3 separate regions of the Homo sapiens genome follow, and regions 1 and 3 are each linked to region 2. A link is a loop called in an ENCODE intact Hi-C map of the cell type or tissue named here. Cell type or tissue: PC-3. All regions are shown on one strand. Each heading gives the region's core, and the rest is flanking DNA. Links, peaks and the distances in the headings are about the cores only. Region 1 holds the start of LOC107984386 (a long non-coding RNA gene). Region 2 overlaps FDX1 (ferredoxin 1). Region 3 has its middle 99 kb from the start of FDX1.

Region 1 (11,143 bases), core at 1,357-9,356, 1.0 Mb before region 2:
ATGCTGGGTTGCTGTGAAATGAACTTTGGCATCCCAGGACCATCTGTTAGCATTGTGGGACCCTGAAACTGATAGGGACATCAGGGCATCTCCTTCCCTGCAGATCTGTCTGAGCTGGTTATGAGGCAGTATTTATTTTTTTTTTGAGACAGAGTTTCACTCTTGTTGCCCAGGCTGGAGTGCAGTGGCACGATCTCGGCTCACTGCAATCTCCACCTCCCGGGTTCAAGCGATTCTCCTGCCTCAGCCTCCCAAGTAGCTGGAATTACAGGCATGCACCACCATGCCCAGCTAATTTTGTATTTTTAGTAGAGACAGGGTTTCTCCATGTTGGTCAGGCTGGTCTCGAACTTCCGACCCAGGTGATCTGCCCTCCTTGGCCTCCCAAAGTGCTGGGATTACAGGTGTGAGCCACCACACCTGGCCTGCAGCAGTATTTTTTAAAGAGAGGGGAAATAATGGGATAATGTCTTAAATGAGGCAAATTATCGTAGACAAACCATCTTCCGATGTCGGTTGCTGCTCAGACGAAAGACATAAATGCCCGGCTTTTGGAACTGCTGCAGAAAGAGGCTGAGGCTTTGCTCATAGAGCTGGGACTCCTCAGCCAGGGCCCGGAAGCGCCGCCAGTCATATTGCTCCAGTGTGTTATAGAAGTGGCCCCTGAGGAGAGAGAAAGGAGGGAATACGTTGCCTTTGGGAGTGGTGGCTGATGCAGGGGCATTTCCTCTCTAGGGCCTCCATGATGATGGGGCTGTGGTCTCTGGACACTCACAGGTCATACTCTGGGTAATGCTCATGAGTCACCAGGAAGGCCAGGGTATCATTGACTTGGAGGCAGACTGTGGGGTTTCGGATGCCTGGCTCTGGGGGCAGCAGATCCCCAAGATGTGTGGAGTTGAGGCTCAGTGACCAAGAAGAGTCCAGATGTCCTTCCCTAGACTTTCCTAGGTAAGATTCAGAGAATGAGGGAGAGCTGCCACTCTTCAGATGGGTTTGTGCTGGGACCTGGGAAGGGTAGGGGAGGGATAGGAGGGGCAACAGGTGAGCTGCGATGCCCACCTGGATCCTGGTCTGGACACCTGGGATCCCCGAGGGGAAGGCCTAGGGAGTGTAGTAGCTCACCATCTGGTCAGGTCAGGCCCAGGAAGCCAAGCGCTAGAACAAGCAGGGATTCCCTCTGACCCTGCAGGGACCGGGGTAAGAGTTTTCCCAAGAGCATGTATATAATCAGCAGCTGTTCAGCCTGGTTTGCACGTGGTAGCTTCAACTTTCTGAAACATTGAGGGGGGTCAGAATTTGCATGCAGTTCTCAGGGAGCCCTCCCTAGGGGAGTGGTTGCCCTGTCAAACCTCAGCTTCTGGTCATGGGACAGAGCACACGCCCTGGTAAGGACAAGGCTTGCATGTGTGTGGTCCCGAGCCACAGGCCTCCCTGTGGCCTCCATCTGTCCAGCTCTCTTACCATCCATCTTGACCACATAGAGGGGGACAGACTTCTGCCCTAAGTCCAAGTTGCAGGGATGGCCCACAGCACGTGGTGGGGAAGGCTGGTCCAGAAGGTAAAAATCCTGGAAACGAAAAGAGGCAGTGTCAGATCTTCCCTCAAGACACGGAGTCACACACTTGCCCAGTAGGAAGGGAGGGCGAACACAGCCCCTTCCCTGAGCTGTGTCTGAGTGTCCTGAAAGGACACAAGGGAGGTGGGGGTGGGAATAGTTCCAAGAACTCCATGGGGCAGGGGCAGCCTGGAGTCATGACCTCTTGGACAGTGTCCCTCTTCTTTCATGAACACAATGACCTCTTATTCAAGGAGTTTTGTAGGATGAAATAAAATCAACAAAGGGGCCTTGCTCTGGTTCTGAGCCTCTGATGTTGGTGAGGTGCCAGTGATGTGGGCCAGGCAGCAGCAGCCTCTGGACCCTGCACATAGGCATGTCCTGCATGCTCCCTCTTTGGAGGCAGAAGTCACAGGCCCTGGCTCTGCATGAGGTAGGACCTCAGAGTACTGTACCTGACTCCCCATGCCTTCAGTGACAGAAATCTGTGGGATGCCATCAGGGCAGCTGAGCTGCAAGATGTGTCTCTGTCTCTCTGGGCACAGAGGGCTGCACATTCTGCTTGACTGTTGTCCCCAGCACAGGCAGAGCCCCAGGGCTTGGGTCATGTCCATGGGCATCTCCTGGTGTGGCACACACCTGCACAAAGACTCAAACTTCTTGGGGACACCTCCCTGGGGAAGCTCTTCCTCATTCTCTCCAGCTGCTTCTAGGAACTGCCTGAGAGTGCAAAGTACTGACCTCTATATTTCCAGAGAGGGGCAATGGAATGAGCCCAGTGGCTGGAATGGTGGACATTTGAATGGGAGGGTGGAGGGGCAGGAAGGCCAAGGACATAATAGATGGGCATTCTCCTACCTCGTGGGCACAGTGGTCATTCCACTGAGCCTTGGTCAAACATAGCCCCTCCTGATTCCAGTGGCTCCGTCCTTGCAGCTCCTGTGTTCCCACTGGACACAGCCCATTGGCTCTCCAAAGTCTCGGTGGCCCGGGAGGCAGGGGTACCGACTGTCACTGGGCTGGGGGCGGGGAGGGGGAGGGAGGAGTGCTGGTTCATGTTGGTTGGTTAATACTTCGTTGTGGTGAACCATGCCCAGGTTTTTGGCTGTGACCCTTTTGGAAATGGGCCAGAAGACAAGGGCAGGGGCGGGGAAATGAGCAATAAACAGGGCAGGGGAGGAGTCAGGGGGAGACCAGCCTGTTCTGGTAAGGGTCTGGCTGGTGCTATCATTTCAATAAAAAAAGAGACTTGAGACATTCAGCAAAGGAAGAATTCACATGCACATTTGTTGGCTTGCAGAGAACGTTCAAGTTGGAAGGGCTTGGGCTAGGATGTGTTTTGGAAGTGATCGTGGCAAAAAGCAACATAAAGTCTGTCATTTTCTTGGAGAAGGCGAGCCAGATTTAGCAAATGAAAACACAGGTCACCCAGTTAAATTTGAATTTTAGACAATTTTTTTTTTGGGTATAACTATGTCCCATGCAAGACTAAAAAAAAGTTTGTTATTTATCTGAAATTCAAGTTTAACTGGGTACCCTGTATTTTATCTGGCAACCCTATCCCCAAGTCACTTGGAAACCTGAGCCAACCCTGGTCAAGTTACACCTGAGCCGAGTTTGACTTGAGACCAAAACAGTCCTGGAAACGCAGCCTGTCCTTGGGCCCCCCTGCCAGAGGACATACTTGGAACACTCGCCCAGGCCCCCGGCAGACACACGTGTCCTTGCCCTTCTCTGGCTGGGTGGCCTCTGAGCCACAGGGGAAACAGGCATCCTGGCCGGGCCAGGGGTTGAAGAACCTGGGAGGGCAGAGGTGGCAGAAGGAGGCATTGTGGGGTCCTGCTCCGGACAGGAAAGTTCCCGGGGGACAGGGAGCAGGTGGTGAGTTAGGACAGAGACTACCTGTAGGGGGACAGCCATGCAGTAATTAGGACTAAGACTTAGCTTCCAGGAGCGGTGGGTCACCCACGATCCCACAGGGGCACAAGTGGACCCCTGACAGTGCTCTTCTCCCATTAGGGGGCTTCTGAGCCCTAGCCCAGCCCAGGTGTCTCATAAAGCCAGCATCTTCCCCCAGAGCTGTTTTTCTGTTCCCCACTCCTCAACTATACCCCCAGCTCCTACCCTCTCTGCATCCTGGTGGGTCTCGCTCTTCTTTTGCACGAGGCGTCTCATTCCCGCAGTCCTGAGGGTTCTCTGTGCTCAGGCATGTGGCACTCTGGAGGGCATGGCAGAAGACAGCTATGGAAGCCCATGTCACTGGGGTGCCCTCAAAGGGGAGCATCCTCACCCTTGGGTGGGGTGACAGTGGCAGAGAGAGAGGTAGGCATAGAAGTAAGAGGGTGGACAGATGCTGAGAAAGACCGCTGGGGAGGCAGATGGAGAGTTAGAAGGCAGCAAAGCACAGAGGCCCAGTGCCAGCAACACTATGAGAAAACAAGATGAGGGTGGCGGTACAGGAGAGGCACAGGGACAAGTGGACCCAGGATCCCAACTCAGAGAGAAATGCCCAGGAAGGGCAGCCTCTGCCACCCATGGGAGCTCCGGGATGCACTCACTGAATATTTCATGAGGATGAAATCTAAGATATGGATCCTCTGAGCAGCTTTGGCCCAGACAACTTAAGTGTCTCCACTCTCTTTTTCCTACCTCCCTGTCTTCCGGGAACCTTCCTCTCCGGAGGAATGCCTCCATCTGCCGCCTCTGCTCTCCACGGTTCTTCTCTATCTCCTATCTCCTTTTCCTTCCTAGAGAAGCTGGTGGGGTGTGTGTGCATGCGTGTGCATAACTGGGCTTAGTGAGGGCAAGGGACATCTCAGTTCCCTTCTTCTGCAAGGCAAAGCCAGCCAGATTCCTTTAAGTACTCTCCGTGTGTGAAATGCTGCAGGAGAGATGCAAAGGAAATAAAACCCGAGGCTTCTGCCTTTGGTGCGTGTACAGCCAGGTTTCAGAGACCCATATGGTTTTAGCTTTAGAAAGGATGTTGGAGATTATTTAGTTCTCTTCTCCCAGTTTATAAAGAAGACTGCGGTCCAGAAAGACTGAAAATTCAGGCAACCAGTCAAGTGCTCTTAAAGAATATGCATACCCAGAAAAACTGGAAACTGTAAAACTGCCAGTGAATCCTTGGATAACCACATGATGTATCGGATAAAGCATTCAGCAGGTGGTGGAGAGAAAGGCTCAGGTCCTGGCCTTGTCATTAATTACTTTTCAAAAGGGCAGAGGTGGCAGAAGGAGGCGTTGTAGGGTCCTGCTCCAGAGAGGAAAGTTCCCGGGGCACAGGGAGCAGGTGGTGAGTTGTGACAGAGACTACCTGTGGGGGGACAGCCACGCAGTAATTAGGACTAAGACTTAGCTTCCAGGAGCTACATTCTTTTTTTGTAGTAAGTCTTTCAAATCCAGAGTGCATTTGGATATGCAGCATATCTCAGCTTGTAGTAGCCCCATTTCAAGTGCTCAGTAGCCATAGGTGGCTGGTGGTTACCATAATGTTCAGCACAGGCTGACTTCCTCCCACAAAGCCACTTCTCTTCTGGGTGTTCCAGGCCCTTGAGTGTCCTTCCCTGCACATCTCAGTCATCTGCTTTGCCTTTGTTTGTCCAGATGGTGGCACTGTGAGCTTGCAGGAAGTGGTGAGCAGGGCGTGGAGGAGTCCAGTGGAAGGAGAAGAGGAAATGCTGTTGCAGGGGAGGATGTGTGTGTGTGTGTGTGTGTGTGTGTGTGTTTATTGGTGTCATGATCTTAATTATTTTTTATAGGAAGTAAGATTAGCATCTGTGTAATGTTTTGCAACAATTCCAAAACGTTCCTGTCCCTGCCAATCACCTGAGGATCTTTTAAAGACAGAGATTCTGATTCAACAGTATGGGTGATCTGGGGTGGGGCCCAAGATTCTGCCTTTCTAAGAAGCTCTCAGTGAAGGCTGACCTCATTGGACCATGCTTTCAGTATCAAAGTTTTGCGAGGAACTTTGATATGCACCACGCTTTTTGGTACTCACAACTACCTTGTGAGATTGACATTGTAATGAACCCCACTTATTGTGTTAAGAAATGGAGAAACAAAAAGATGAAATCACTTGCCTAAGATCATACCAGTAATAGGAGGTGAGGCCAGGGTAGAGCCCAGGTATTCTTGCTCTGAAGCCTGTTCGCTCCATACCAATCACATACATTTCCCAGGTAGTAGAAAGTAGGTTCACGTTGTCAACCTTCCTTCTGCTCTGGGTAGGTAGGTGGGAAAGCTTCCTACTGCTCTGAGGTCTTAAGGGATGTTCTGTAACCTTGTGGTCTCTCTATCCTGTTTCTATTATAATCATGGCCATTAGCTCTCTGCACTTCTCCTCCCTTCTGTGAAATCCATCTCAAAGGTAACTTCTTACCTGGTGAGTGGGACAAGGAGGTTGTACTTGGCTGGTGAAAGGTCCTGGGGGCCTAAGTAGGTTCAGATTACTCCAACTGGCGAGAGTAGTAGAGCTGGAAGGGATCCTAGGGGCTGTGTCCTTCAGCTCTTTTATTTTGTGGATGAAGAAACTCAGACCCAGAGGGAGGAAGTGTCTTGTCCTGAGTCAACACAAGACAAGATGGAAAATTCCCACAAGGTCAGGTCACTGGACAGGATTTCTAGGAATGGCAAACCGGAAAAGACTAAAATAGAGTTCAGGTTGCTTTTCAGGTTGAAGTTTAAATTAAAAATCAGATCCTAATTAGAGAACAATTGTTCTCTGCTTTGAAATGTCCTGCCTCAGAGCCTTTAGCAATTGGGGATATGTTGGGCCTAGAATGTGGCAAAATACTTAATGAACCTCTTTCCTAGGCTCAGTCCTGTGGGAATACAGAGGACTGCCCTTATAGGGCCACGTATATAACAAAGGAGGGCACGATGAAAGATGTGGAACTGAGCTGTGTGACAGCCCACACAGGCTGAAAAGGCTCAGAGGATCCCCGGACCCTGTTGGCACGATACACAATAGGAGTGGAGGTATAGATGCTGGAGGCTTTGCTGTGAATCCAGCCTCAAGGAGGTAATGCCACTAGTCTTCCTTCCTGCATGAACTCCCAGACTGCATTAACTGCTGGATTAGGGAAGGGAGCGTGTTCATTCCAACATCTCATTTTAAAGATGAGGAAACTGAGGCTCAGAGAGGTTTGGGATTTTCACAAGGTCACATAACTGGTTGATGGCAGAATGAGGGCAAGTCCCCAATACCCATCAGTAATTTCCTCACAGTACTGTACCACGAGGGCAACCTTAACCTTAGCACGGTACCATGAGGGTAGCCGTTGGGCTCCCCATCTCTCTTCTTCGCCACTGCTTCTTCTATCCCCTCACCAATATCTATTGTCTTTGTCCTCTAAGGCTTATGTCCTATTTGTCCCGTTTGACAGAGAAGGTTATGGTTTTCAAAAACAAACTTTCTTGGTTGACCGTTGCCTTGGAGAGAGCCTGACCACTCCCCTGCCTCTCACAGAGGAATCCCCCACGCCAGCTTTTACTGCTGCGCTCTCCTGCCTTTCTTTCCTAACGTCTTCAGCCACCCTCTTTCCACCATTCCTTTTTCTGTTGCCTTTCATCCAGTTCTGAAAAAAATCTCATTTGATTCCCTTACCTCTTCTTCTACTTTTTAATTTTTATTTTTTAAATTTTTGTAGGTACATAGTAGGTGTATATATTTATGGGGTATTATGTATTAAAACATCTCATGTGTCAAAAAACATATCCTTTGAGTTACCAACAATTCAATAACAATCTTTAAGTTAGTTTAAAATGTGCAATGAAGTTATTATCGACTATAGTCACCCTGTTGTGCTATCAAATAGTAGGTCTTATTCATTCTTTCTATTTGTTTTGGTACCCATTAACCATCCCCACCTTCCCTCCCAGCCCCCCACTACTCTTCCCAGCATCGGGTAACCATCCTTCTACTCTCTATGTCCATGAATTCAATTGTTTTGATCTTTAGATTCCACAAATAAGTGAGACATTGCCTCTTAGGACTCTCCTGTTTCTTTTCCTTTCTCTCCTATGTCTTCTCTCCCCTCCCCTCCCCTGCCTTCCCCTCCCCTTCTCTCCTCTTCCCTCCCTCTCCTCTCCTCTCTCTCTGTCTCTCAGTCACACATACATACACACACTGTCTCTACACACACACACACACACACACACACACCCCTCAGGGTAGTGGTTTGAATTAATTACACTCAGTTCATGGAACATTGTCATTGCTGGTGTGGTTTGGGCAGGAAACTTCTCCTATTTTGTTCATTTATTTTTCTCCATTTATTCTTATTTCCATCTCCCCATAAAAAATAATTCTGTTAAACCAAATGTGTGTCTGTGAGTTCCTGCAAAGCAGGCATCGTTTAGGCACATGTCCGTTTTAAATGCTTGCAGAGGTGGTTGTGCTGTCTCACCCTGGTTTCTTACTCCCCACTCTGCACTGTTTTAAATACTCACCTGTGTTGCTAAGCGTCCTCGAGCTGGAGGCTTCTAAGTGAGGCTTCCTGCTTCATCTATGCCCATACCTAAAGACCACGCTTTCTGATTGCTGCCCTACACTTGTTGCACCCAGGTCCTCGTCCTGTTGCCCCCAGCTGTCTGACTTTCACTGTATCCCCAAACTGCCTTCTCTCAGGACCCTGGCAGTGCCCCCGGGATGTCACTTTCAGTTCTGATTTTACCTGACTTTCCACTGGTCTGACAGGTGGGGGACGACTTAATTTCCATGATCCCAAAGTCCCTTTTGTCTCTCTTTTTTTTCCCTCTGTTTTTAAGTTATGTAAGTTTTTCCTAGAATGTGCTGATATTTTTTTGAAAAACTTTATTTTTTAAGAACAGTTTTAGATTTACAGAAAAATTTCAAAAGATAGTACAGTGTTCTCATATACCTCACACCCAGCTTCTTCTCTTATTAACTGCTTACATTAATATGGTACATTTGTTATAATTAATGAACCAATACATTATTATTAACTGAAACCCATACTTTGTTCTGATTTCCTTAGTTTTACCTATTGTCTTTTTCTGTTCCAGGACCACATATGACATCCAGTCATCATGTCTGCTTTGCCTACTCTCAGTTGAGAGAATTTCTCAAATTTTCCTTGTTTTTGATGACCTTGACAGTTTTGAGGAATGTTGGTCAGATATTTTGTAGAATGTTCCTCAGTTAGGATTTATCTGATGTTTTTCTAACGCTTGGACTGGAGGTGTGGGTTTTTGAGAGGAAGACCACAGAGGCAAGGTGCCATTTTCATCACGTTGTATGAAGGGTACATGCAATCAACATGATGTATCACTGTTGGTGTTGACCTTGATCACCTGGCTGAGGTAGCGTTGGCCAGGTTTCCTCCACTGTAGAGGTTACTCTTTTTCCCTTTCCACACTATGCTCATTGGAAGAAAATCACTATGTACAGCCCACACTTAAGGAGTGGGCAGTTGCCTTATCCCTCCCCGAGGGTGGAATTAAGTTATTTGAAATTAACGTAAGTTAATCGAATGCAAGTTATTTGAGATTCTTCTGCATGTGAGATTTGTTGCTTCTTCATTTTTATTTATTCACGTGAACATTTATTTATATCAATATGGACTTATAGGTATTCATTTCATACTTTAGATTTAGATAGAGAGTTTTTTTTTTTCCCTGTCTTTCAAAATGATCCAGTGCTGGTTGTTGTGAGCTCTGCCAGTGGGCTACGGGGTCCTTTGGACATACCTCATGATTGTGGGTTGTTGTTGTTGTTGTTGTTGTTTTTCGAGTACTTCCTTATATTTTTGGCACTATAAGATGCCCCAGGCTCATCTGGTGTGTGTGTGTGTGTGTGTGTGTGTGTGTGTGTATACATTTTTTTTGAAACAATCTTACTCTGTCATGCAGGCTGGAGTGCAGTGACTCGATCTTGGCTCACTGCAACCTCCACCTCCCTGGCTCAAGTGATTCTCTTGCCTCGACCTCCTGAGTAGCTGGGACTACAGCTGTGCACCACCATGCCTGGCTAATTTTTTGTATTTTTATAGAAATGGGGTTTCACCATGTTGGCCAGGCTGGTCTCAAACTCCTGACCTCAAGTGATCCACCTGCCTCGACCTCCCAAATTGCTGGGATTACAGACGTGAGCCACCGCACCTGATCTCATCTCGTATATTTCCTGTCCCCGTCCTAGAATTGGCCATATCCCCAAGGAGTTCTGGTTCCTTTTTATTGGAGAATGTTATTAGAAACCAAAGTCTGGGTGTTAGCTATGCTCTGGTCTCTTATGTTCAACTCACTTTTCTTTCTTTTTTTGTTTTTTGAGATGGAGTCTTGCTCTGTCACCCAGGCTGGAGTACACTGGTGCGATCTCGGCTCACTGCAACCTCCTCCTCCCGGGTTCAAGTGATTCTCATGCTTCAGCCTCCTGAGTAGCTGGGATTATAGGCATGCACCACCATGCCTGGCTAATTTTTGTATTTTTAGTAGAGATGGGGTTTCACCATGTTGGCCAGACTAGTCTTGAACTCCTTACCTCAAGTGATCTGCCTGCCTCAGCCTCTCAAGGTGCTGGGATTACAGGCGTGAGCCACCATGCCCGGCCCAACTCGCTTTGCTTTTCCCTTTCTGTTAATGCTTCTGTCCCCTGCCCGTCAACCATGGGGGTTTCCCAGGATTAGTCACACATTCAAGTCAATAACAAGGAGTTCTTACCCTGTACAAGAACTTCATGAGATCAAAAGCGAGGCACAGTCACGGAGTTTATAGTCAGGCGTGGGAGAGGCATGGATATATTATAAACAGCCCAAGAGCAGACAAGGACAGAGAAGTCAATCCGTAAGGCATCTCTAAGGAACTCATGACTAATTCAGACTGTGGGATCTGGGAAGTCTCTGAGCTGAGAGTTGAAAGAAGAAGGGTGGTGTATTCTCTGTGGTCTGTTCCCAAGCCCATAAAATCTCCCTTGACTCTGGTGCTCAAGGAGCCATCTCTCTCTCGGAGGAGCCGCTGCTGATGCTCTAGTTTGCTTCTCTCTTCCTTCTCAATACTCCTTCCTTCCTGTGGGAACATGAGCAGACCCTGTTCTCTCCCCTACTCCCCAGAGCCCTGAGATATTACATTATGAGATTTTCTTTGCTAATATTTTATTTCTTAAGTTAGGTTGTGGGTACATGGGTGTTTATTATTGTATTCTTCATTCCTTTTTGTATGGCTTGCATATTTCATAATAACATTTGAAATGTATTTGTGAAAAAAAAAAAAAAGAAAAGAGAGCGGTCTCTGGCCCTGGCCTGTGTGACCTTGTGCCCTCACTCCAGGAACCAAGACTCTGCCAGATGACTGCCACTCCCAGCCTAAGCCTGGGAAAGTGCAGCTGGTCTGGGCCAGATGGGTCTGCGGGTGCCTGTCTGACCAGGTATTGCATACATGTTGATGTGACTCAGTACCTAAGTGGTGTGGCAGATAGTCACCTATCCCCTCCTCACTCTCCTTGTCCCCTCATCTCCATGACCCACCTCTGACTTCTGTAGAGTCTCAGAGCTGCAACATAGTGACAACCCTTCTCTACAGCAGGTGCTTGTTGCTGGTGCCATTCTGCAAGGGCTGGATGGG
Region 2 (11,143 bases), core at 2,132-10,131:
TAATCCCAGCTACTCGGGAGGCTGAGGCAGAAGAATCACTTGAACCTGGGAAGCAGAGGATGCAGTGAGCCGAGATTGCCCCACTGCACTCCAGCCTGGGCGACAGAGTGAGACTCCATCTCAAAACAAAACAAAACAAAAACAAAAAAACACCATCGTGAAGTTTCTCTAAATCTTCATTTTTATTAAATCCAATTCAAAGCAACAGTAGAATTATGGGAGAGGGAGACCATATAGTGAAGTTCAGAGTTAGGGGCATGGGCTGTTAGCCAGACTTCCTCCCTTCAACCACAGCTTTCCTTTTTACTAACCCTGTCACCTTGGGCTACTTTACCTTCCATGTCTCAGTTTCCTCAAGAGTAACTATACTAACCTCACATAGTAGTTCCAAGAATTACACATGACTGTATACTTAATATATATGAATATATATACTGGCAACCATGACTGGCAGATAGTATGTACTATGTAAGTGTTGGTAAACATTATTATTATTATCCAAAGTTACAGAAACTCTTAGAGTAATTCAACTTTATTTGTAAACATAAGAGGAATTAAGAATTAAGCCCCAGAAGTTAAAGAAATGGACTAAGGTCATACCACTAGTTAGAGATGAGTTATGACTTTGACTTAAGTTTCCCAATGCTGTAGGCAACTAATAATTATTGTACCGCCATACAATAATGTAAGTTGCCTTACTTATACATTAAATGGAGATAAAAGGCTCATATGCCAACAAATCCCTCCTGAAAAACAAAGGACATTGCTTTTTGTACCAGTAGCCAGTCGAAAGGAAGAGTTACCAACCTGTTCTAGCTGTTCATAGGCTTCAAATTCTCCCCCTCTTCCCTAGGAAGCTTCAGTTCTTTTAACCTTCTCTTAAAGGTATTATTCTATTCTCTTATTTAAATTTTCATGGCTCTTCTCAGGAACCTTGGCAATTATTTCCACATCTTGCTTAAGTTGCTAAGCTCAGCGCTGAAGAGACTATTCTAATAAGAATTTGAAAAATGCTGAATATTTTCAGATTAACTTTTGGTGCCTACACACTAAGTTCCCATTATACATTCTAGTCCCGTATTTATTCTTTAAATGAACACATCACATTCATGATCCCTCACTATTTTATGGTCCTTTTCGAACCTTTTCTGCCAAAAAAACTTGCCAACAATTTATCCTTTGTTATTCTTTGTACTAGGAAGAAGTTCAAATATAATAGAAACTATAAGACTCAGAATGAAACCAGCCTATGTGAGAGAGCTAACACTAAACCAGAGAAAGCTAACGGTCAGACTGTGTTAGAACAACTATCACTACAGAAACGATCTGTACCAAGGGTTTCCAAGACCCTATGGATAGCACTTATGAACTATTCTGTCCTTGCCATGGTCAGGGCTCAAAGAAAAATTTAAAAAATAGAAAAGTAAAAAGAAACTTTCAATCTTTCAAAAATCCATAAGAAGACAGATGAGTAGTTTTCTAGAGTTTGTTTTGAGATTTAACCTATACGGTTTATTAAAAATTAAAGAATTTTAGAGAATATTGGAGACACCTAACCAAAAAGGGTATTTAGGAGGAAAAAAAAAAACCTGCAAAAATAAGGTAAATATTTGGGTATAAAAAAGAGCCTAAAACTGTAAGAAGAACAAGAGGCTATTTAAGAAAAAAAAAAAAAGTTACTCCTTTTCTGTTTTCTTTATCTCATAAAATATTGCCAATTTCATGAGAGCTATGTCCTCCAATTACTAGTTGTCTCTTTCAGTGTTCAGTTCTATGAGGCTTTTTGTTTTGTTGTGTTTGTTTGTTTTTTCAGACAGTCTTACTCTTGTTGCCTGGACTGGAGTGTAATGGTGCGATCTCGGCTCACGGCAACCTCCGCCTCCCGGGTTCAAGTGATTCTCCTGCCTCAGCCTCCTGGAGTAGCTGAGATTACAGGCATGAGCCACCATGCCTGGCTAATTTTTGTATTTTTAGCAGAGACGGGGTTTCACCATGTTGTCCAGGCTGGTCTCAAACTCCTGACCTCAGGTGATCTGCCTGCCTCAGCCTCCCAAAGTGCTGAGGTTACAGGCGTGAGCCACCGCACCTGGCCAGTTCTATGAGTTTTAATGTATGTATAGACTTGTGTAACCACCACCACACTGAGGGTACAGAGCAGCTTCCTCAGCCTAAAACTTTTAATTCCCTTTTGCTGTTGCTTTGTTGTCACAGTCTACCTCATCCCTAACCCCTGGTAACCACTGATCTGTTCTCTATCACTGTGGTTTAGTCTTTTCCAGAATGTTCATATAAATAGAATCATACAGTGTTTGACTGAAACTGGCTTCTTTCACTCAACACAATGCCTTTGAGATTCATCCAATGTGTTGCATGTATCTATAGTTTGCTCCCTTTCATTGCTAAGAAGCATTCCACTGTTTGAATGTCCCATGGTTTGTTTCTAGTAGGTATCTGGTGGTGTCACATTGTGACTTTCATTCACATTTTCTCCAAGAAATTAAAGGTGTAAAATATCTTTTTTTTTTTTTAACTTTGCCTCATTTTTTTCCCAAAGCCACTTGGGAGTATGACATCACCATTAGTCTCTTGTGCCTCTAGGAGAAACTCTAAACAACACAAACTCATTCACACATACAAGTTCAGGTCCAGATGCCCCTCAATCTTTTTATGAGCTTATTTGCCATCTCTAAATTCTCCTTGGTGAAGTGTCTGTTCATATCTTTTGCCCATTTTTTTAATTGTGTTGTTTTCTTACTGTTAAGTTTGGAGAGCTTTTTACATAGCCGGGATACAAGTCCTTTCACTGGATATGTGATTTACAAGTATTTTCTCCCAGTCTGTAGTTTGGCTTTTCAGTCCCTTAACAGTGTCTTTGGAAGAACAAAAGTTTTTAATTTTGATGAACTCTAATTTATTTTTCTTATATATAAGAATTTATATATAAATTCTTTTCCAGTCATGTCTAAGAATTCTCTGCCTACCTACCCACAGGTCCTAAAGATTTTTTCTTGTTCTTTCTTTTAGGAGTTTACAGTTCTAAGTTCTACATTTAGATCTAAGTCAATTTTGCATTCATGTTTTTATAAGATGTGAGGTTTAGGTTGATGCACCTTTTTTTTCCCACATGAATATCCAATTGATTCAACATCATTTGTTGAAAAGAATACCCTTTCTTCACTAATTGCTTTGCACCTTTGTCAAAAACCAATTGGCCATTGCCAAGAGGTGGAAACAACCCAAATATCTCTCAAGTGATAAAGAGATAAAGAAAATGTGGTATACGTAAGTGAGAACATGTGGTATTTGGTTTTCTGTTCCTGCATTAGTTTGCTGAGGATAATGGCTTCCAGCTCCATCCATGTCCCTGCAAAGGACATGATCTTGTTCCTTCTACGGCTGCACAGTATTCCATGGTGTATATGTACATTTTCTTTATCCAGCCTATCATTGATTGGCATTTGGGTTGATTCTATGTCTTTGCTATTGTGAATAGTGCTACAATGAACATATACATGCACGTATTTTTATAACAGAATGATTTATATTCCTTTGGGTATATACCCAGTAATGAGATTGCTGGGTCAAATTGTATTTCCAGTTCTAAATCTTGGAGGAATCACCACACTGTCTTCCACAATGGTTGAACTAATTTTCATTCCCACCAACAGTGTAAAAGTGTTCATATTTCTCTGTAACCTCACCACATCTGTTGTTTCTTGACTTTTTAATAATCACCATTCTGACTGGCATGAGACCCTGTCTCTTTAAAAAAGTAGAAGAAAAGCAGCAGCAGCTACAATTACAAGAGTTAGAAGGTGCAATGCATTTTATCCCAAAAAACAAGCTATAAATGGTGATTAAGTCAGTTGTGAAGAAATAGGTTCTGTGTGTTGGCTCAAAAATTTAGCCAACATTATTTTTTATGGGAAAACAAATTCCAAATAACAAGCAGCTGACCTGAAAATAGATTATGGAAACAAAAGCTATTCACAAAATGGGGAGCTTTTTTTTTTTTGGCTTTTCATATACACAGAGAACCCTACAAAATAAACAGTGGAAGATAACCTATAAAACTATAAAAGAATAAAGGATATAAAAGTAACAAACAACAACTACAAGGCTAAAACTTGCAGCTGATCACAATATGGGTATACTAATATATGATGTATATGAAGGAATGAGGTGCAAAAGTTATATAACTTATTATATACACAGCCCCAGAGTAATATTGGTGGCTGTCAGCTTTTAGTGTCTTTATAAGTGGTTGGCTATATAAAAGTAAATGAACAGGGAAAATGTGTATGTCTATGTGTATACATGTATGTACATGTATATATATACATGGATATACACATATATGTAAACACAAAGTGATGTTTTATGAGAAATGCATTCTCAAAGATTTTGGAAATTGTACAAGTCTCATATTTCAAGAATTATTTTCTCAAAGAAACAAAATAGAAAAGTGGATTCCTAAAGTTTAAAAATCTAAAATCCTCAAACATTTTTGTTTTAAAATATACTTAAGTAGAACAAATGTTTGATGTAAAATTCTTTTCATTACTATGTCCACCTTTCAAATAACCAAAAATACATCATGTCTTACAGCAGTCCCGAGCCACAGGCCACACAGCAGGTGAGCAGAGGGCAAGTGAGGGAAGCTTCATCTGTATTTACAACTGCTCCCCATTGCTCACATTACCGTCTGAGCTCCACCTCTGTCAGATCAGCAGCTGCATTAGATTCTCATAGGATGAGAACCCTACTGTGAACTGTGCATGTGGGGGATCTAGGGTGCACCCTCCTTATGAGAATCTAATGCCTGATGATCTGTTACTGTCTCCCATCACCTCCAGATGGGACCTAGATCTAGTTGCAGGAAAACAAACTCAGGGCTTCCCACTGATTCTACCTTATGATGAGTTGTATAATTATTTCATTATATGATACAGTGTAATAATAATAGAAATAAAGTGCACAATAAATGTAATGCACTTGAATCATCCCAAATCCATCCCCACCCCAACCTTGCCCATGGAAAATTTGTCTTCCACAAAACCAGTCCCTAGTGCCAAAAAGGTTGGGGGCCACTGCCTTAGAAAATACAACGGTAGTTACCAGCAGATGGGAGTGGGGGTAAGGAAATGAAATGAGCATGTGCTGTTCAAAGGCTACAAAGTTTCAGTTAGGAGGAATTTGTGTTTAAGATCTCTAGCACAGGCCGAGCACAGTGGCTCATGCCTGTAATCCCAGTACTTTGGGAGGCCGAGGCAGGCAAACTGTTTGAGGTCAGGTATTCGAGACCAGCCTGGCCAACATGGTGAAACCCCATCTTTACTAAAAATACAAAAATTAGCTGGGTGTGGTGGTGCTCACCTATAATCCCAGCTATTAGGAAGGCTGAGACACAAGAATCACTTCAACCCAGGAGGTGGAGGCTGCAGTGAGCCAACATCATGCCACTGCACTCCAGCCTGAGTGACAGAGTAAGACTCTGTCTCAAAATATTATAAAAAATTAATTTTAAAAAATCTATAGCAACAGCATGGTGACTGCAGTTAATAATAATGTATTGTGTATTTCAAAAGTTACTAACAGTAAATTTCAGATGTCTCATCACAAAAAATAAGTGAGGTGAAGGATATGTTTATTAGCTTAAGTTAATCATTCCACATTGTATACATGTATCAAAACATCACACTGTACCTACCCCATAAATACAATTATGATCTGTCAATTAAAATTAATAATAATAACATACTTCATGCCTTAGCACAGATAATAACCTGATTTAGGAACACCTTACAGCAACACTGATATTAGCCCCTGGTGCTAGCATTTTAGCCACCATCCTGGCTTGGTTATACAACAATTTTCATGAACTTAAAAGTATATACATTTTAGTACTGCTTTGATTTTGTTTACATACTGGCTAACAATTCAGAGTGCTTTCTCCTAAATTAACAGTAGTATGTATCATGACAGGTTTTTGGCTTTCTTCCTAACATTTTGTTATATCTAACCTCTATTCCAAAATAACTCATTTTCAGATACATTTTTCAGTATTAGCACTTAATGCTTGGCTGAAACTGATACAGGCTTTAAAAATGATTTTAAATTATAACCACAGTTTAAAATATCATCACCATAGTCAAGAAAATCATACAGATATTCAGATGTCTATAAACAGCATGGTTCACATGGTGCTGACAAAGGATGGCAGGGATTTGTTTATTAGCTAAAATGGTCCATCTTTAGCTGCAGTAACAAATGTAAAATTTACAACTCACACAGCCTGCCAGCTTAAAATTACAGGATTCCTGACAACAGTTTTGGTTTCTGCAATGCTTCTGATTTTGCTAGAGTAAGAATCTCAATACTGTTAATCTGCACAATTTCAAATATATGCATATAAAATGACATGAAGAATAGTAAAGCATGCTTACTAATTTCAAGGTTGGTGAACTCATGAACCAAGTTTTGTTTTTTTAAAACAGGAATAATGATAGTAAGTACTTGGGCAAATCCTCAGAAGTTGTAGCTGTGAAATTAATTCCTAGAGAAAGTCAGATCTCTGCAGACTGCTCTGCTCCTTTCCTTTCATGTAACTTGAGTGTTTGCCAACGGGAAAAGACATTTTGTGTGTGTGCATCTCATATTAAGATCATTTTGTATTATCTACTACGATGCTGACAATACAATTGCCTGCCCCGACACCTAACCCCTTTCCCAAACAAAAATCTAGAGGATGGCTGTGTGGGAATATTATATATTAGAAATGGAAATTATGTGTAAATATAAAATCTAATTTTCTAGATTAAAGATTGATCTAGCATAGTCAGAAATACATTATATCAATAGGGACTCAAGCATGAGGGGAATACAAATAAACTTATACAAACACAATCAGGATCTTCCAATTTGTATAATTTCCCTCAAAACAGACACATGAAGAAAACAGGTAATATTGAAGAAAAAAATGTCTTGAGAGTAAACTAGGTAAGTTGAATCTCAGGTGTGTAACTGCCCCCTAGTGACAGAATATTATGATACACTCTGAAAACAGGTACCTGCATCATCCAAAAGATCTATATTAATATAAAAGTTGGCAATGAGAATGTTTATAAGTTTGAACTGTTTCCAAAATTTATGACTGTCCCTTTTTATTCATGTGTTCACTTATTACTTCATTTCGTATACAATGAGGAATTAAACAGGAATGACTTTATCCCTCATCGCAGTCTATTGGGAAAGATACACAAGAAATACATAATTACTAAACTGTGACAAATACTATAAAACAAGTGAACAAGATGCTGAGAAAGAGAATAATGGGTTCAGGGTAACAAGAGAACCACTACTTTGGACTGGGTGGCTGGGCAAAGCCTCGCTAAGGAAGTACATAAATTGAGATTTGATAGATGAAAAGCTAAATTTTGGGGATGGGAGAGAGAGGGATGTGTCTCAGGGAGAGGGTAAAGTATATACAAAGTCTCAAAGGTAGGAATTTTGGGTGAGTTCAAGCTCTTGAGAAAAGGCCAGTATCACCAAAGTGAGACAAAGAACAATGAGAAAAAAACAAAAAAGAGGAAGAGTGGCAGATGGGGCCAGATAATGCAGAGCCTTTTACGGCTGGGAATACAGATTTTATCCTATGTGCAAAGGAAGACACTCATGGTTTTTTGTTTGTTTGTTTGAAGGAGTCTCACTTTGCTGCCAGACTGGAGTACAGTGGTGCAATCTCGGCTCACTGCAACCTCCGACTCCCTGGTTCGAGGAATTCTCCTGCCTCAGCCTCCCAAGTAGCTGGGATTACAGGCATGCACCACCATGCCCAGCTGGGTTTTTTTTTTTTTTTTTTTTTTTTTTTTTTGTATTTTTAGTAGAGACGGGGTTTCATTATGTTGGCCAGGATGGTCTCAATCTCTTGACCTCGTGATCCGCCCATCTCGGTTTTTTTTTTTTTTTTCCAAGATGGAGTCTTAGTCTGTAACCCAGGCTGGAGTGCAATGGTGCAATCTCAGCTCACTGCAACCTCTGACTCCTGGGTTAAAGCAATTCTCCTGCCTTGGCCTCCCCAAGTAGCTGAAATTACAGGTGCACGCCACCACACCTGGCTAATTTTTGTATTTTTAGTAGAGACGGGTTTTCACCATGTTGCCCAGGCTGGTCTCAAACTCGTGACCTTGTGATCTGCCCACCTAGGCCTCCCAAAGTGCAGGGATTACAGGCGTCAGCCACTGTGCCTGGCCCACTCATGGCTTTTAATCAGGGGACTGACATGTCTGATTTCTGTTAGGACAAATTACCTGGCTGTTAAACTCCAGAGCAGAAGCAGGTTAGCACAGCTCCAGGCGCCCAGTGGCTGGCCAGCCCCTCGTGCCGACTGTAGGGATGGAGCCAACAGGACATGCTGGAGGCGAATCTTGGGGGCACAACTGGCAGGAGGTGCCGATGGACTGGATGTCAGGTTGGGAAGAAAGAGGAAGGAATGGTGCTCTACGGTTTCAGGTTCGAGCAGCCGGGTGGTGCTCATTACTGAGGTAGGAAAGACTCGAGGAAGGACAGGTTTCATCAGGAGGAAAAAAGGCAAAAGCTGTTTTAAATATGTTAGATTTCCAAGAAGTGATGTAAAGCAAGAAGTTAGATCTGTAAATCAGGGCTCAGAGGAGAGGTCTGAGCTAAGGATGTAAATTTAAGAGTTTATCAATATCTAGAAAGGATTTAAGGTCACAGAACGGATGAGATCACCCAGGGAGAAACTGTAAAGAAACTAAGTACTTCGGTCAGCCATGTTTGGAGTACGGTGTTCATCTGTATGACTTATGACAAATGCAGTGTTTAGATGGGCTCCTGCATTCAGCCTTAGGAATTAATGAAACAGCTGCCCCCATAATGTTGTGGTAATAAGCTCTTCTTTATAATGATAACATTGCACCCTTCCTGATTTCATTTCTCTCATCTTTATTCTAGAAAGAAGCTTAGGCTTAACTCTGTCTTTGGTGAATCTAGTTTAGCTTACTTATCTCAAGCTTATCTTTAAATACAAAGATTTGTGGACATGTCAGGATACTTGATCTTTAAAGCTTTTCTTCTGAGTCTGAATACGCGAATTTCTATGATACCAGCAGAATTTTTAAATTTACATTAAATTTTCTATATTTCTTGGGTATTCGGAAAAAAGATTATTTCAGTGCTTATCTCTGTGTGATGATATGAAGTGTTAAATTCTTTTTAAATGTATTTTTAAAATTTGCTATAATGAACAATGAATCTGTATTAATACCTATGTTAACAATATTAGCTAATATTTATTTAGGACTTGCTTGGATTTACTCATTTGATCTTTACAGCAACTTTATGAGGTAGATATTAATATTATCCCTGCTTTACAGATGAAAAGATGAGTTATGAGTAGGTTAGATACCCAACCCAAGGTCACAAAGCTGAAAAAGGGATACAGCTGGGAAAGAAGCCCAGGCAGGACATTCTTCCATTCCAACCAATGACTTTCAGAAAAAACTTTATTTAACTGTGACTCACAGTACGAATTTCATTTTACATCATGACCCAGTACATATATACTTGTAAAATAGCTAAATAAACATTTCCTAAGATAATACCCTTGCAAAAGATGATATGTTTTTATATGTTCTTTTTGATTTCTTTAAAATGCTAGTTGGGAGTGACTAAATTGATTTCATGACCTTGTAATAGTTGTCACCTGCGGTTTAAAAAAAACTGTACTGTAATATATAGTCACAAGTGATGAAGAAAAAAATACTTTTAAAAACTTAAAAGAATACTTTCAAGTATTAAGATCATAATACTTATGTTTTAATTTAGAAGAAATTAATATAAAGCAATCCACACAAATTATTTATGCAAAAAGCATTTTACACTATTTTGAGAATATGTAACTTCATGTAAAATAGCAGTTGGAAGCCATTTAAATAAATGTTTAAAATTTTCATCTTCACAATTTTTATCAAATAGGACATTTAAAGAGCTTTTGCTAACCTATAAAAATAAACAATACCTCATCAGAAAAATAAGCAAATAATACTGCCCAAAGCAATTTACAGATTCAACACTATTCCTATCAAACTACCAACATCATTTTTCACAGAATTATAAAAAAACTATTCTAAAATTCATATAGAATTGATGCAGGGTAGACAGGCCCCAAAATTGGGGCTTAGCCCAGGAAGGTTCTTAGCTTTGCCCAGGAAACGATTCAGGGCGGGTCGGTCGTGTTAAATAGCAACTTTCATTGAAGCAGCAGCATACAGCAGCAGCAGAAGTAGGACTCCTTGTGGAGCACAGCTATCCCATAGGCAGTGTGCCCAGAGTGAGGCAGCTCAGAGGTTGTTCTGCAAATATATATATATATATATACGTGTATATATATATATATATATACGTATATATATATATATACGTATATATATATATATACGTGTATATATATATATATATACGTATATATATATATACACACACACACACACACATATATTTTCTTTTTTTTTTGAGACAGTCTTGCTCAGTCACCCAGGGTGGAGTACAGAGGCACAATCTCAGCTCACTGCAACCTCCGCCTCCCAGATTCAAGTGATTCTGGTGCCTCAGCCTCCCAAGTAGCTGGGACTACAGGTGTATGCCACCACACCTGGCTAATTTTTGTATTTTTAGTAGAGATGGGGCTTCACCATGTTGGCCAGGCTAGTCTCAAACTCCTGACCTCAAGTGATCTGCCTGCCTTGGCCTCCCAAAGTGCCAGGATTACAGGCATGAGCCAACGCGCCCGGACAGCACTTACTCTTTTTAAGAGACTCCGTATTCAATAATGGTGCTGGGATGCCTGGCTAGCCATAGGCAGAAGTCTGAACTTGGACTCCCTACCTTTCACCATACACAAAAATTAACCCAAAATGGATCAAAGATTTAAATTTAAGACCTCAAACTATAAAAAAGACAATCAAGGAAATACTCTTCTAGACATTGGATTGGCAAAGGATTTTTGGCTAAGTCTCCAAAAGCAATTGCAACAAAAGCAAAAATTGGTAAGTGGGATCTAATTAAACAAAGAGCTTCTAGACAGCAAAAAAAACTATCAACAAAGTAAACAGACAACCTACAG
Region 3 (11,143 bases), core at 1,036-9,035, 81 kb before region 2:
CTTGACTGGGAGGGTCACCTTTGTGCTCTTTCCTCCCTTTCTCCTTCTTCCTGCCTAGAATGTGACTCTAAGATGTTACTGTAATTATCTTGGGTCATGGGTGGCCTTGAGTTGGAAAACATGTGCCAATAATAGTGTTGGGAACAGGCCCCCCAGAATCTGGCCATAAACTGGCCCCAAAACTGGCCATAAACAAAATCTCTGCAGCACTGTGACATGTTCATGATGGCCATGACGCCCACGCTGGAAGGTTGTGGGTTTACCTGAATGAAGGCAAGGAACACCTGGCTCACCCAGGGTGGAAAACCGCTTAAAGACATTCTTAAACCACAAACAACAGCATGAGTGATCTGTGCCTTAACGATATGTTCCTGCTGCAGATAACTAGCCAAACCCATCCCTTTATTTCGGCCCATCCCTTTATTTCCCATAAGGAATCGTTTTAGTTAATCTATAATCTATAGAAACAATGCTTATCACTGGCTTGCTGTCAGGAAATGCATGGGTAAATCTCTGTTCGAGGCTCTCAGCTCTGAAGGCTGTGAGACCCCTGATTTCCTACTCCACACTCTATATTTCTCTGTGTGTGTGTTTAATTCCTCTAGCGCTGCTGGATTAGGGTCTCCCTGACCAAGCTGGTCTTGGCAAATAGAAGAAGCAGAAGACAGGCAGAACCTGGATCTTTCACAGCCACAGAGTCACCAACCCGGACCATTTTTTTCTCTGGACATTTTTGTTGGAAAGATATCAAAATCCATCTTAAGTCACTAATTTGAGTTTTATATTATACGCATCTAAAACTAAACTTATATGCTCACAAATGATTAAAAGTACTCTTGAAATTTCCTTAGGAGAGCACCATGTTGAAGACAGTATCTCTCAGTAAGTCCAACAAAGCCAAGGTTTCCTCCACGATTACAACAGATTCATCTCTCCAGTGAGTATGAAATGAAGTAGATTGGTCATTTTAAAACAAAAACCAAAAAAAAAATGTTCAACACCAAAGCAACGAAATACTCATTCTGTGTACGGTTCATAAAAACTGAGACCTATTGAAGAAAGCCTATATTCTAATTTCCCATTCATGTTCACCAGGTCTGTAAGCACTGAGATTGGCAGGGTCAATGGTCCAGACCATTTAAGAGCGAGTGAGTGTGTGTGTGTGCTCCCACGTGCGTTTCTTTCTCTTTTATCCAGAAAATTGTTGAATGTCCAAAATTAAACATGTGCTTGATGAAATGTCGTTGTTTCCATAAGGAAATTGGTTAGTTATTAAATCAATGGATTATTTTTTTTGAAATCCCTAGAGAAATCTCTTCTTAATATCTATTCTATGCAGGTAATTAGTAGTTTTTTCTTTTCAAAATGGCATGCCCCAGTGTTCTCATTCCCAGGTGTTCAGACGGGGGGTCTTGGAGCTGAGCCCCTGGCCAAAGGGTTAGCTGAGAAGGGGCCAAATCTCCCTTTCAGCAACCTTTCCCTTTGGTTGCCTTCCCCAAGTATACATCTTGCTTAAACTCCTTCTGCAATATGCTTAACTATACCAAGAAGATGTGACCTCTTTGAAAAACAATTATTGAATATATAGCAGTCCCTCAGTAGAGTTGGGGAATTCATTTCAGGATCCCCTTGGATACCAAAATCCACACATACTCAAGTCTTGAAGTTGGCCCTGTGGAACCTGCATATATACAAAAAGTTGGTCCTCCCTATCCACGGGTTTCATATCCCAAGAGCACCATACTTTATTAATTTCTTTTGAGACAGGGTCTCGTTTTGTCGCCCAGGCTGGGGTGCGGTAGTGCAATCACAGCTCACCGCAGCCTCAGACTCCTGGGCTCAAGCAATCCTTCTGCCTCAGCCTTTCAAGCAGCTGGGAGCAGCTGGGACTACGGACACATGCCACCACACCTGGCTCATTTTTTTTATTTTTTGTAGAGACGAAGTCTTGCTATCTTGCCCAGCCTGGTCTCAAACTCCTGACCTCAATCCATTTTCCTGTCTTGGCCTCCCAAGGTGCTGGGATTACAGGTGGGAGACACTATGTCCCGCATATTAGTCTGTTCTTGCACTGCTATGAAGAAATACTTGAGACTGGGCAAATTATAAAGAGGTTTAATTGGTTCATGATTCTGTAGGCTGTACAGGAAGCATAACGGAAGTTTCCAATCATGGCAGAAGGCAAAGGGGGAGTGAGGCAGTTTACATGGCCAGAGCAACAAGGAAAAGAGAACGAGAGTGGGAGGTGCCACACACGTTTAAACAACCGGATCTCATGATCACTCACTCACTATCATGAGGACAGCACCAACGGGATGGTGCTAAACTCTTTATGAAGGGTCACCCCAATGATACAATCACCTCCTACCAGGCCCCGCCTCCAATACGGGGATTACGATTCGACATGAGATTCTGTGGGGACACAGATCCAAACCATAACACCCAGCTTTGACTTTCTATTTCTGTATTGCGGGCACTTGGTAAATATTTGCTGGCTGGATGCAGTGGCTTATGTCTGTAATCCTAGTGCTTTGAGAGGCCAAGGTGGGTGGATGGCTTGAACCCAGGAGCTCAAGCCTGGGCAACATGGTGAAACCCTGTCTCTACAAAAAATACAAAAATTAGCCAGGTGTGGTGGTGTGCCTGTAGTCCCAGCTACTTGGGAGTCTGAGATGGGAGGATCGCTTGAGCCTGGAAGGTCCAGGCTGCAGTGAGCCAAAATCATACCACTGCACTCCAGCCTGGGCAACAGAGTGAGGCTTTGTATCAAATATATATATTTGCTGCTGAGGTGAAGAAGCCTTCATCAAGTAGCATCCATTCTACCTGATGATACCAGGTATTCTACTACACAGCTGCTCTCCAGACACGAATTTGAGAGGATTTTACCTGCAGAGCCTGAAAGGGGCCCATGTTGCTTCACTTGGCCTTCCCATTCCTGCCTACCCCATATCTGATCCAGGCTATGTCCCTAAATCATACTCTTCTCTAGTCCCTGTGTTGTGGGACATGCTCCCCACAGTCTTCTCCGCATTTCCCACTTCCCCTCTGGAGAGAGAGGTGCTGTGTCCTTCTCTGGACAGGAGGCATCCGCAGAGCCTGGATGAGTGAGCTCCCTTTCTCAGAGCACTGCGCATCTTGAAGATATTTGTAATTTTACTCACAACTGGAGGATACAATTCATTGCTTTTAAATCAAAGTCTACCAGCTGACAGCGGACTCCAGAGACCATTTGTGCAATACTTAAAAGTAAAAACAAAGTGGAATTATTCCATTCTCACCCTATCTTCCCTCGCACACAAATATACACAGTCACAACTGAGTTGTTGGCTCTTGCTCTCAGACAGAATAAGCCACACCACCTCCTGCTTGTCCCCTGCACCACACCCCTTGATCTCTAAGGAGAGATGGTTCAACTCCTAAATAGGACATAGAAACTTTGTGGATGCAAATCAGGCCCAGGAAGACTGCAAGGTTAAGAGTGAAATGCTGCTGGCTACGCAGAGCTTGAGGGAGAGAGGCAACTGCAGCCAAGGAGAGGGATACACACTTACTCTCCCATGCAATTAATCATCTTTAAGCACAAAGGGATGGCTGCTGGGAAGATTAGGTGAGTCGCAGCAGCTTGCCTAGTCTCTGCTTCCCAGCTGGGGCCACAAGGTCAGGGCAGTCTGGCTAAGTACTCCCCCATGACTGGACCTTGAGGGACAGGGAAAAAGCAGATTGCTAATCGACAGGACAGATTGGAGAATGAGAGTGTCTACCCTGCCCATCCAAGGCTAGCAGGCACTATCCTGGGCAGAGCTGCTCTGTCCTTGACTTTCTGCATGATTTCTGCATGCAGAAGCTGAGTGAATGCTAATGCTCAACCACACTCAAGAGATTGCTTTCGAAACATGATTAGGTTCAATAATAACAAGTGCTGTCATATATTAAAGATTAATTACATGTCCCACACCTTACTAAGTTCTGGGTATATACAATCACAGTTAATCCTCACTGTAGCCCTTTGAGATGATACTTGTCTTATCACATTTTTTTATAGATTAGGAAAGTATGACACAGAAAGACTCAGTGAGCCCAAGGTTACTCAGTTGTTGAATGACGGATGCAGTATATGAACTCAGGCTGGTCTGATTTAGAAGCCACCATATAAAACTACCAACAACTGCCTCTCCCCAGAAACTGAAGGAAGCCTCATGAGATAAAGTTATTTTTGAGCTAAAAACAAGAAAAAATATTTTTTCTTGTAAACAAATAGTAGATTGTGTCTACTTCAGGGAAGATAACTGTAAAAATAAATAGCAGACAAATTTGTGGCTCAACTATAGCAGCAACCAATTATGTCATTTCTACATAGTCTGAGTTTTAGCCCCGTTCCCATTTGCAACTTCTTAGCTTCATAGACCTTTCTAATCCTGTGTATGTGTGCATACGTGCATGCGTGTGTGTCTGCTTGTTTTGTTTCCTTGTGTTTTCTGTAATCCACTGCAAATCTTTTGTGGAATAAGATGAGCAATAGAAACATGGAAAGGACAGGTGGACACACAGATAGACAGCAGATAGATGGATGATTGAACTAACAGATGGATAGATGAGTGGAAGGACAGACATACACAGGTCAACAGATGAAAAGATGGACAGGCAAATGAGCAGATGTGGACAGACAGACATATAGACAAATATAGATAATTGAGTGGACAAACAGGTAGATGAACAGAGCTTCCCAGACCCATGTATGGCCTGACCCTGACTAATACCCATACCAGCTGCCTGGACCCTCTGAGAGAATTACAATTGAACACAAGGTAACACCCCCACCAAAGGGCAGAGAGGCCTGGGAGGTCCTCTGAACTGATACCAAGTCGGTACCTGTCATTGGGAGTTAGCCTTCTCATTCCTGCTCAGCAAGGAGGGAGTAGGAATGACTTAATGTTACTTTTCAAGTCCATTTCCTATGCCAGGACTTGCCTGGCCACCCTGGCTCTTGCCTCCCCTAATTCTCTGTACTCCAAAGGGACCCAATCCTCTCCATATGGATGATGTTACCATATTTGGTGTTTATCTTCTATGCATGGGTTTTTGCACCTTCCCCCACTGGCCAACCCCAGCCAGATCATAAGTTCCCTGAGGGCAAGAAACACAACTCTTACCTCCATTTGTCCAGCACTTATTCAATGCACTACTGATTACATGATGGAAAACTGTCTCATGGAGCACATTATATAGGTGCAAATCACAGGCTTCTGTACTTAGGAAGTTTCTTTAGCCTCTGGGAGACACTGTCACAGAATATGTTCAGTTCTCAATGACATCGTCTGCAAGTAGCAACCACTGTTCATGAAAATATCTCAATGCCATGACAATGGCTTTTTATTTAGTGTTTACTAAGTGCATTATACAATAACAGTTATTAATTATAGAGTGTCTACTACTGATCTAAGTACCTTACATACAATAATTCAATCTTCATAAAAAACTATAAAACCACACTTTATAGGTAAGAAGACTTACAATGAGCAAGGTTAAACAACCTGCTCAAGGCCACACATCAGTAAGAGGCAGAGCTGAGATTCCAATCTCAATCTAATTCTAACTCTATGGTCTTGACCACCAAGCTGTGGGCCACTTTTGATGCTTCCAGTAGAGGGAGCCCTCCTGACCTTCTGGGAAGTCACCAGACATTAAGAGGGAAGATTCTAGCACTAAATGCCCACATCAAAAAGTTAGAAAGATTTCAAATTAACAACCTAACATCACACCTAGAAGAACTAGAAAAACAAGAGCAAACCAACCCCAAAGCTAGCAGAAGAAAAGAAATAACCAAAATCAGAGATGAACTGAATGAAATTGAGATGCAAAAATATACAAAAGATCAACAAAATCAAAAGTTCATTATTTGAAAGAATAAATATGATTGATAGGCCACTAGCTAGACTAACAAAGAAAAAAAGAGAAAGAGATGATCCGAATAAACACAATCAGAAATTACAAAAGGGACATTACCACTGACCCAACAGAAATACAAAAAACCCTTGGGGACTACTACAAACACATCCATGAGCAGACCAATAATGAGTTCCAAAACTGAAGCAGTAATAAAAAGCCTACCAACCAGAAATAGCCCAGGACCAGACAGATTCACAGCCCAATTCCACCAGATTTATAAAGAAGAGCTGCTACCATTCCTACAGAAACCATTCCAACAAACTGAGGAGGAGGTACTCCTTCCTAACTCATTCTATGAGGCCAGCATCATTCTGGTTCCAAAACCTGGCAGAGACACAGTGAAAAAAGAAAACTTCAGGCTAATATCCCTGATGAACATACATGCAAAAATACTCAACATAATACTAGCAAACTGAATCCAGCAGCACATAGAAAGGCTAATCTACCATGATCAAGTAGGCTTTAATTCCTGGGACACAAGTTGGTTCAACATATACGAATAAACAAATGTGATTTATCACATAAACAGAAATAAAAACAGAAACCACATGATCATCTCAACAGAAGCAGAAAAGGCTTTCAATAAATTTAATATCCCTTCATGTTAAAAACCCTCAACAAACTAGGCATTTAGGAAACATAACTCAAAATAATAAGAGCCATCTATGACAAACCCATAGCCAACATCACACTGAATGGGCAAAAGCTGGAAGCACTCCCCTTGAGAACCAGAACAAAACAAGAATGCCCATTGTCACCACTCCTATTCAACATAGTACTGGAAGTCGTGGCCATAGCAATCAGGCAAGATAAAGAAATAAAAGCCATCCAAATAGAAAGAGACAAAGTCAAACTATCTCTGTTTGTAGACAATATGATTCTATACCTAGACTTCAAACTATACTACAAGGCTGCAGTAATCAAAACAATAAGGTACTGGTACTAAAACCAACACATAGACCAATGGAACAAAGTAGAAAGCCCAAAAATAAAGCCACACCTCTACAACCATCTGAACTTCGACAAAATCAACAAAAACAAATAATGGAGAAAGGACTCCCTATACAATAAATGGTGCTGGAATAACTGGCTAGCTATATGCAGAAGATTGAAACTGGATTCCTTCCTTACACCATATACAAAAATCAACTCAAGATGAACCAAAGACTTAAATGTAAAACATAAATATAAAAACTGTGGAAAATACCCTAGGAAATAGCATTCTGGGTATAGGCTACAGAAAAGATTTTGTGACCAAGACTCCAAAAGCAATCGCAACAAAAACAAAAATGGATAAATGGGACCTAATTAAACTAAAGATCTTCTGCACAGTAAAAGAAACTACCAACAGAGTAAACAGACAACCTACAGAATGGGAGAAAATATTTGCAAAGTATGCATCTGAAAAAGGTCTCATATCAAGAATCTATAAGCTTAAATTTACAAGCAAAAAACAACCCCATTAAAGAGTGGGCAAAGAACATAAACAGAGTTTTCAAAAGAAGACAAATATGCAGCCAAAAAGCATATGAAAAAATGCCCACATTACTAATCATCAGAGAAATGCAAATCAAAACCACAATGAGATACCATTTCACACCAGTCAGAGTGGCCATTACTAAAAAGTCAGAAAATAACAGATGCTAGCGAGGTTGCAGAGAAAAGGGAATGCTCATACACTGCTGGTGGAAATGTAAATTAGTTCAGCCATTATGGAAAGCAGTTTGGAGATTTCTCAAAGAACTCAAAACAGAATTACCATTCAACTCAGCAATCCTATTATTGGGTATATACCCAAAGGAATATAAATCATTCTACCATAAAGACACATGCACATGTATGTTCACCGCAGCACTATTCACAGTGAGCAAAGACATGGAGTCAACCTATATGCCCATCAATGGTAGACTGGATAAAGAAAATGTGGTACATATACACCACGGAATACTACACAGCCATTTTTAAAAAATGAGCTCATATCCTTTGTAGCAACATGGATGGAGCTGGAGGCCATTATCCTCAGCAAACTAACAAAGAAACAGAAAACCAAATACTCCACGTTCTCACTTGTAAGTGGGAGCTAAACACTGAGTACACGTAAACACAAAGAAGGGAACAATAGATACCGGGGCCTACTTGAAGGTACAAGGTGGGAGGAGGGTGAGGATTCAACAACTGTCTATCCGGTACTCTGCTTATTACCTGGGTGATGAAATAATCTGTATACCAAACCCCTGTGACATGCAATTTACCTATATAATAAACCTGTACTTATACCCCTAAACCTAAAACAAAAGTGAAAACAAGTCACTAGAGAATTTTAGTGGGTGCCTTCTTCCCAGTTCTAACCACATAACCCCTGTCTCTGATCAGACAAGCACTGCTGGAGGCCAACACAGAAACATAGCTGGCAATGGCTCACAGGGCATTTCCCATCCAGTAATGACCTGTCTGCCTCTACTTAACTCCCAACACCACAGTGGAAAGGGCACCTGAGGGGAAAGTCAAGCCCTTTCCTGAGTTGAAAGCTCACAGCAACCATTCAATGGTTTTGTGACGTTGCACAAGTCACTTAACTTCAGCGAGCCTCAGATTCCTCATCTGCAAGTGGGAATAGTAGCATCCACCTGGGATACAACACAGTGATGTTGTGAGAGTGAAATCAAAAACAGAGAGTGGAAGATGCCTTGTAAAGAAGGGGGCTCTGTGTGCCTCTGCCAAAGCTGTTGGCAGCATCTCTGCATTGAGGCCCATTAGAAAGCATGATCTAATTGGGTGATTCAGACAGGCTTCCCAAATGCATTACAGATCATTGTTAGGAAATGCTAAGTGGTGTCTGAGAGTTCAACCAGCCCTAAAGGTTACTCTGAAAGCCTGTGAGTAAACCGCAGTTATATCACTTTGGGCTCCTGGCCACCTGGCTGTGTTGCTAGAAGTGCTTCAGGCTTGCTCTGTTCAGACTTGGTTTGACCACAAGCATATTAAATATTAAATCATGCAGAGGCAATGGCAAGGAAAATAGCTATGTCAGGTGTTAGTTACTCTGCCTTTCGTTGCTATTCATAACAGTTTCCTACGCATTTAGAATGCTCCAACTTCAAGCCTCAGGCTTAAAAGAAATGATATCAAGCCTAAAGGAACTTTGTCCTAATTTCACTGGAAATTGAAAGTAGGCCCCCAGACATTGACGCTGTGTTTCTTCATGCTCTTGACAAGGGAAGGGCTCCAGGACAGATGCAGGCCCTCTGCTCCTGGGAGAGAGGCCGCTGCCGGGATTCAGCCCCTAAGACTTCCTTCCCCATTCACAACAATGATCCCTGGTTCTTCCTCCACTCTTCAGGCCCTCACCTCTACAGCGCTGACCCTACTTCACCTAGAGCAGCACTTCATTTTTATTTATTTGTTCCTGAGACAGAGTCTCACTCTGTCACCCAGGTTGGAGTGCAGGGGCACAATCATGACTCACTGCAGCCTCAAATTCCTGGATTCAAGCAGCCCTCCTGCCTCAGCCTCCTGATTAGCTGGCACTACAAGTATGTGCCATCATGCCTGGCTAATGTTTTAAATTTTGTATGGAGATGGGGTCTCCCTATGTTGCCCAGGCTGGTCTCGAATTCCTGGGCTCAAGGGATCCTCCTGCCTTGGCCTCCCAAAGTGCTGGGATTACAAGCGTGAGTGAGCCATCACACCCAATCTACAGCAGTAATTTAATGAAGGAATGAAACAGCCTCACCAATAGAGGGACAAAGTGATAGGAGCCTTCTCCTGGCCTGCAAAAGCAGTACCCAATACCCGCTTTGGGGTAATCCTGCCCAAAGGGTTTCATCAACATTTAATCATGAGGAAGCAACCAGATAAATCTAGGATGTGGGACATTCTAAGAGACCATTGGCTTGGACTCTTCAAACATATCAATGTTAATTTCTTAAAAGGCAGGAGATGTATAGATTAAAGGAGACTAAAGAGACAATTACATGCAATGTGTGGGTGAGCCTTGATTGAATTTAGGCCCCCCCCAAAAAACAGCTCTTCGAATTCTTGGGGAACATTGGAGAAGTTTGAATATAAACTGCATAACAGATGATATTATTGAATGAAGGTTAGTTATCCTGGGCAGGGTAACGGTCATGTAGTTATGTTGGAGAATATCCTTATTCTTAAAAGATGCATTCAGGGGGAAGAGACATAGTGTCTGCAACGTTCACACATACAAACAGCTGATACTCATCACTGACATTCTATATTTGCAGATTTGCCTGCTTGCTAAAATGTATTTCAGAATTATAGCCCCCTGAATCAATATTCATAGGGCTTTGACGGTTACTTGCAGACATACAGAGTGATGAAAACTTTGAGTCATCCGATACAAACATTCTCAGATGAGGTCAAGGAAGGTTGATCAACACTCTGTCTTCTTGTTTCACACTGTAAACAAGTGTCCTTTCTGTGGTCTATTTAGTGGCACATTTTTTGCATTTTTATTTTTGTTGGTGATTTCACTACTTAAGATTGCCCCACGCACAAGGCTGAAGTGCTGTCTAGTGTTCCCATGAGCAAGAGGGCTGTGATGAACCTCATGGAGAAAACACGTGTTAGAGAAGCTTCGTTCAGACATGAGTCATAGCACTAACGGCCATATGCTCAGTGTTACTGAATCAACAATATATAATACATAAAGTGTCTTCAAACAGAAACACACACAAAACAAGCTTAATGAAAATGCCAGCAGAGGTTCTTAGCAATCTAGCCCTGTATCTCCCTTAGGAACAATGGTTCCATATTCTCTAATTCAGTGTTCACTATGACTCTCTAGAGTATAACTATACGTGAATAATGGGAATCAGTTGTGTGTGTGTACACATGTACACACATATGTACATGTCCATATATGTGTGTATTATATTCATGTACATAGTACAAATGTGGCAAGTGATGAATCTAGATAAAGGGCATATGGATGTTCACTGTTCTTTAATCTTTCTGTGAATTTAATTTTTTCAAAAAAATGTTGGTAAACACACACACATGCACAAACTTGATCTGTTAAGGGGTTGTAAGATCAATTTAGATGGTCTGACCTGCATTTTTTCAATAAAAGAGACTAGAATTGAATAGAACGTATCAGTGCTTCACATGTAATAAAATTAAGTACTTTTTATGAAACTTGTTTTCAGACAGCATGTAGATGTGTATT

The links. Peaks named below come from ENCODE experiments on the same cell type or tissue, not always from the same donor. Only the 100,000 strongest peaks of a DNase experiment are listed, where the experiment ranks them.
Region 1: a loop joins it to region 2, with 9 times the contacts of the local background. A loop is called at or near these places in 22 of 110 quality-filtered maps.
Region 3: a loop joins it to region 2, with 26 times the contacts of the local background. A loop is called at or near these places in 2 of 110 quality-filtered maps.

Annotation. Positions count from the first base shown.
Region 1 is chr11:111,440,767-111,451,909 of GRCh38, reverse strand. It overlaps LOC107984386 (a long non-coding RNA gene), which reads right to left and starts at 6,046. Exons shown (of 3, transcript XR_001748382.2): 1 at 5,943-6,046; 2 at 3,683-3,776; 3 at 3,266-3,357. It overlaps LOC644277 (a long non-coding RNA gene), which reads right to left and starts at 2,572. Exons shown (of 4, transcript XR_001748381.1): 1 at 2,417-2,572; 2 at 1,465-1,570; 3 at 501-663. It also overlaps a transcript of BTG4 not described here. RefSeq lists enhancers at 5,079-5,258, 9,990-11,143. In PC-3, for the core only: a CTCF peak has its summit at 5,158 (motif pointing right); a DNase peak (open chromatin) is centred at 5,169.
Region 2 is chr11:110,444,004-110,455,146 of GRCh38, reverse strand. The region is part of intron 2 of FDX1 (ferredoxin 1); the gene reads right to left. Among named protein-coding and RNA genes, the nearest start is that of FDX1, 20 kb to the right of the region's middle. In PC-3, for the core only: a CTCF peak has its summit at 7,027 (motif pointing left); a DNase peak (open chromatin) is centred at 7,156; H3K27ac peaks cover 1,691 bases.
Region 3 is chr11:110,523,739-110,534,881 of GRCh38, reverse strand. No RefSeq gene overlaps it. Among named protein-coding and RNA genes, the nearest start is that of FDX1, 99 kb to the right of the region's middle. In PC-3, for the core only: a CTCF peak has its summit at 5,626 (motif pointing right); no DNase peak of the experiment used is centred there; H3K27me3 peaks cover 2,457 bases.